2 separate regions of the Mus musculus genome follow, and region 2 is linked to region 1. Evidence: chromatin contacts called from ENCODE Hi-C or POLR2A ChIA-PET data. All regions are on one chromosome and are shown on one strand. The core of a region is the stretch at or near the end of the contact, and the rest is flanking DNA. Distances in the headings are between cores, read along the strand shown. Region 1 holds the start of Rogdi (rogdi homolog). Region 2 holds the start of Glyr1 (glyoxylate reductase 1 homolog (Arabidopsis)).

Region 1 (2,695 bases), core at 79-2,578:
GTCCTGAGCCTGTTCCTCCCAGGAGGTTTCATTTGGATTTGCATTCCAGCCCAAGGGAAGGGGCCGTAAGGGCCTTGGGAGCAGTGAAGTGTATGGGCGGCTCCTTCCTGTTTCCATTACGCCAGGCTCTTGAGCTGGGCTACCTGTTCAGCCTGCTCTACACAGGTCCCCTGCATGTCCCTCTTCCCCTTTTCCTTCCATGGAGATATTTCTGTCCCATCCTCTTTTGACCCAGCCCCAGCCTGATCAACACCAATAATAAGCATTTCCTAGATGAGCATTTCCTAGGCTGGGCTTTTGATGAGGAACCTTACTTCTGCCAGTGGTTCCAAGTTCTGGGTTTTTTGGGACTTGAAGCATTTCTCCTTGAAGAGGGGACCAGAGAGGCTTAGAATGTCACACGAGAGGAATCACCCGAGGAAGCCTTCCTCCTCATGAGTTTGGATTTTCAAAGCCACGATTTAACTTTTCCATCTGGGATAAGGATCTCAGGACATGGGCACGGGGCAGGGGATGCTTGTGGAGTTCAGTGCAATTGTCCATTCACTGGGATGCTGAACAGTTTCTGTCTGGACACAGCCTGTCTTGGTCCTGGGGGCTGGGGGTGGGGAAGATGCTGTAAGAAAACCGGTTAGTCAATGTTGTCTTAATATTGTTGACAATTCTGTAAAGTTCCTTTTTATGACTATTTCTGTTTAAGCTATTTCACCTTTCATTTTGAAACCCTTTCCTTTTATGGAGAAAATGTGACACTGTGGAAATGCTTGTAAGAAAGCCCCTACTCCCGCTTTTCCTTGAAATGACAGATCTAGGTGATTACGGTTGTGAATTTTTATTTTCACTTTGTTTTTAATGAACATTTGTCTTTCAGAATAGGATTGTGTGATAATGTTTAAATGGCAAAAAAACAAAACATGATTTTGTGCAATTAACAAAGCTACTGCAAGAAAAAAAAATAAAACATTTCTTGGTACCATAACTGTATCATTGTACCCAAATGCTAGGGGGACCTAGGTAGGAGCCAACTCACCTGATTCTTTCCCGGTGGAACCCTGGGCGGGCTCCATCTAGCCGGACAATACTGGAATAACTTGATGGACGGCCCCGCCGACCAATCAGTGGTGGCCAAAGCCCGGGTCCCTGCTGAAAAACAGGGATTGAGGCGGGCGGATAGAAGGCGAGGCGTGGCCTATCCGTCTAGCCACTCACCAGCCAGGACTAGAAGCTACAGCCAGTCGCTTGAGGCGTAGCCGGCTTGAGGGCGGAGCTTGTGCCCTATTTGCCAATCGGTCACGGGAGGAGGCGAAAAAGGGGCGGGCGTTGCGCGCCAAGCTCCTGACTACAGACCTCAGAGACGGTGCGCGGCTAGGAGGATGGCGACCGCGATGGCTGCGAGCGCCGCGGAGCGGGCAGTACTGGTGGGACGCGCTCGGCGGGCAGGGGGCGGCGGGCGGCCAGCCGACCGGCGGCGGGGATGGGATGGGTTTGACGCCGCGCTGTCCGCAGGAGGAGGAGTTTCGCTGGTTACTGCACGCTGAGGTGCACGCCGTGCTGAGACAGCTGCAGGACATCCTCAAGGTAACGCTCCCGCTGGTCCCGCCCGGCCTGCCATCCTTCCTATCCACCGGGTCCTGCCAATCGCACACAGCAGATGCTGAGCGTGACCCGTGCAGATACCCACTTCTGAGAGTACAGTTCAGACGCAGACATGCTGGCATGTAATTACACAAGCAGTGGGCACCAGGTCTTGAGTGTGAACTATCTTCGAAACTGACATTTATCTGTGAGCAAGCAGGGTAGTGGTGAAAGCTTGTGATTTCAGCACTCGGAAGAGTGAGGCTAGAGGTTCATGAGTTAGAAGCCAGCCTTAGGCTCCATTGTGAAACACTGTCTCAAACAAAACAGTCTCAAAACAACACTGATAATCCGAGCTCTGAAGTGATCTCAGCCAAGTTACCCGGATTTCTGAGCCTGTTCCCTTACCCTAACCAGGCTCACACGTCTGTTTGTGAAGATAAATAAACTATCTCACAGAATGCCTAGGACAGTAACCTAGCAAAGCCTGTTACTGTGACTACTGATTGTCTGATTCGGGGACTCTGCTCCCCACACATATCACAGCACTCCAGCTTTCTAGGCACTGTGCCTCTCTGTTCTGTGTTCCACCTGGCTGCTCATGATATACTCAGGACTGGAATGAACGGGTCTGAGCTCATAAAATCTTGGAGGTTTAGTAGGGCAGAGGCAGAGGGGCCAGGTCAGGCCTGCCCTCCTCGTCCCTTCCCCTGCTAACCTGGCAAAGTATCCAGGCCTTGGAATGGAACACTGGCCAGACTGAGGTGAGGTGTTGGGACTGCGCTGTCTTCCACAGGAGGCCTCTCTCCGCTTCACTCTCCCAGGCCCCAGCACCGAGGGCCCTGCCAAGCAGGAGAACTTCATCCTGGGCAGCTGTGGGTGAGCTGGGTTGGGCAGGAGCCTTTGGAAGGGGTGTACACCTGGGGGGAGGAAATGCCCAGGGTACGGTGGGGCAGCCTGCAAGGGGAGGGAGCAGTAGCAGGCGCTCCTCTGACTCGTGTGTGTTACAGCACAGACCAGGTGAAAGGGACTCTGACTCTGCAAGGGGATGCCCTCAGCCAAGCGGTGAGTCCCCCAACAGTCCAGCTGGTGACAAGGATGGTGATGGCTTAGCTCTGCC
Region 2 (2,695 bases), core at 89-2,588, 36 kb before region 1:
TAAATTAAGAACATTTGTCAAATTTTATGAAATCTTAAATACACTTTAAATGGTCAGTTCGTGTTTAATTAACACACAATGTAAATGACAGTCCTTGAAAAATGTGGTACTTCTTCCAAAGAAAAAACAAGCTGGGGTCAACCACCCAGCTTCTCCACCACACCATCTCTCAGAGCAATTGACAACCAAAGCCTCTACAAGGACACTGCTTTGGGGAAAGGGGCGTGAACCCGTCACCTTCCGAGCAGGCGTTGACTTCAGAAAGTACAGCTGTAAGTTAAGTCCACCCTGACACAGACTCCTGCCGCCTTTTCTTGGGTGTGAGACTTTTCTTGCTCAAAGTCGAGCTTCAACTCGGTCTACGGAACTTAGGGCAGCCGCCCTGCCCCTCGGCAGGTACCAGTTCCCATTACTGTCACCTGTCTTCCAGCTGTCAAAACTTCTTGCAAAGTGTCACACTACTTACGAAGGCTAACGCGGGAGGCTGGACCAGACCGCGGCGCTCACCGTTGTCCCCAGAGCCGACGCGGGCCGTAGACGTCCCCCCGTGGTGGTCCTCATGCCGGCCCGGGACCCTCGGGTTGCGGCGCGGCTCAGCGGCCCGCTCCCGAGCGCTGCAGGCGGGCGCGCGGAGGGCCCGCGCCGCGGCCCATGGCCGGCTCCCCAGCCCGCGGGAAGGAAGCCTCTCGACAAACTGCCGCTTTCTCTTGTCAGCCAGCGGGGGGAGCCGAGATATGCCAAGTCCACGTCCAAGAAAACAAGTCGGGCGACGCCGAGGACGCTTGGCGGGGACGCCGCTCCGGAAGCCGACTGTCGAGCTGGGCGCTCCTCAGCAGTCTGGAGCTCCCGCCCCGAGCGCGGGCTCGCGGGCAACCGGGGCCTCTTCTGCCCCGGGCTGGGACCGAGACTGGCTTCCAGGCCGCGCCAGGGTCAGTCAGGGCAGCAACCGGACTCCAACACCTATCCGCCCGGGACCTCAGGCTCGGCAACGGCCCGGGGCCCGCGCCTGCCTAACAGCCGTAACGGAAGCAGCGGGAAAGACTGGAAATGAGTCTAGAGTCCCGGAAGCGAGCGGGCAGCACAGTCGGCTCCCTTTCGCGCTAGTCCGGCCGCGCCGCCTCCGCCGCCGCTGCTTTGGACCGCGGATGCTTCGTTGTCACGAGCCGGAGGGGAGGGGGGAGGCGGGAGCTTGGAGTCTCTGGGCTTCGACGCGCTGAGAGCGCGGCGCTCAAGTCACGTGCCTCCAAGCAGTCCAATGGACGGCCGCGGCGCGGTGACGTCAGCGCATCCGCTAGGCGGATGACAGCAAACACCCGTCACGTGGTCAGGCCAACTCCAATGGGCGGTGCCGCGGCGACCTGAAGTTCCCGGCTGCCCGTGCGGCGGCGGTGGTTGGGTGGTAAGATGGCGGCTGTGAGTCTGCGGCTCGGCGACTTGGTGTGGTGAGTCCTGGCGACCAGCGCTGAACGAAAGACGGCGCGAAGCTGCTTTTCCTGGTCGCAGGGTTGCCAGCTGGCCCAGGAGTAGTTTTATTATGCACTCCGGACGGCGGAGAGTGGGGAAGAGGAGGTGCCGCCGCGGTGTGAACGACGCTTGAGCGGAAGAGGCTGTCCGGTCCCCGGGGGACCGAGGCCGAGAGGGGCCGCGGCGGTCCCTGCTCTGAACCCTGAGGCCATCCCAGGGGAGGGTTACGGCTCTAGAACTCTGGCTCCAGCTGCCACTGCAGAGAACTCTGGCGTGGCGTGGAGTCCCAGGGTCTCTCCGGACCTCCTCTCAAAGCAGGAGAGGATACCTTGCTAGAGACAGAGCCGTCCATACCCGCGTTCGGTTGGGACAGACGTGGGCTCGAGGCTTGGTTCCAGGTGGCGAAATCCGACTGCCCGGCGCTGCCCCATGAAGAAACCGAGGGGAGGGTGACTTCTCCTTTGCAAATGATGGCTAGGCGGTGATCCAGTGCCTCTCGTTCTGTTCCTTGTGTCCCCTGCAACAGCCAAAACCAAGAGTGACCATTGTCTCCTTGGAACTGCGTAGTTTCCCTACCTAGAGGAAGGTTTCCATGATCATTTGTCAAAGGAAAGCCGATCATGGGGTGAATTAAATCAGTCTTAGGGAAGTCTGTGTTTACAGAGAGAAGTTTCCAACACTCTCCCAGGGAGGTACCAGACCAGTGACGTCCTGATGGTTTTGTTTTTCTATGTTCCTTCTCGGGAAGAGTGCACAGATCTCAGGCACACACACACACACACACACACACACACACATATATATATATATACAGTTTTGTATGTAATATGTGAGGGCCCTGAGCCCAGCTGTGAAAGACCCATCTGGTTTGCCTGCTTTTGTTCTGGCCCTTTTGTTCAGCCTAGAGTTAGAAGCATAGATTGCTTGTTGAGTGGGCTGAAGGAGATGGACTGGCTTTTCCAGGGCAAGTTCTGACTGTTTGTATTATTTTCTCTAGGGGGAAACTGGGCCGGTATCCTCCCTGGCCAGGAAAGGTGAGTGCATTGTTGGTTTTAAAAGAAGGTAGTTGAAGCTAAGGGAGAGGGTTAACATGTTGAATTTCCTCCATTCTCTAACACTGACTTAAAATGGGCTCATTTTGATAAAATGTAGTGTTTTGCCTCCAGTTATCAGTCGGTTTTGAAAGTTATAGCATAAACCAGAGTGTTTAAATATGAGGTAATCACTTCAG

Evidence for each region. Hi-C counts contacts between places; a loop is a spot of excess contacts on that map. ChIA-PET counts read pairs that join two places held with the same protein, here RNA polymerase II (POLR2A).
Region 2: a map of heart shows a loop between it and region 1 (2.8-fold over the local background). The contact joins the promoter of Glyr1 here to the promoter of Rogdi in region 1. A Hi-C loop is called at or near these places in 3 of 37 maps with a recorded cell type or tissue (all heart). POLR2A ChIA-PET finds 5 or more read pairs at or near these places in 5 of 5 experiments (Patski and embryonic stem cell).

Annotation. Positions count from the first base shown.
Region 1 is chr16:5,012,186-5,014,880 of GRCm38, reverse strand. Rogdi (rogdi homolog) reads left to right here and starts at 1,328. Exons shown (of 11, transcript NM_133185.2): 1 at 1,328-1,418; 2 at 1,507-1,578; 3 at 2,372-2,454; 4 at 2,586-2,640. The coding sequence starts at 1,374. It overlaps Glyr1 (glyoxylate reductase 1 homolog (Arabidopsis)), which reads left to right. Exons shown (of 16, transcript NM_001079814.1): 16 at 1-979.
Region 2 is chr16:5,048,553-5,051,247 of GRCm38, reverse strand. It overlaps Glyr1 (glyoxylate reductase 1 homolog (Arabidopsis)), which reads left to right and starts at 1,338. Exons shown (of 16, transcript NM_001079814.1): 1 at 1,338-1,442; 2 at 2,462-2,498. The coding sequence starts at 1,405. Ubn1 (ubinuclein 1) reads right to left here and starts at 1,191. Exons shown (of 19, transcript NM_026666.4): 1 at 467-1,191.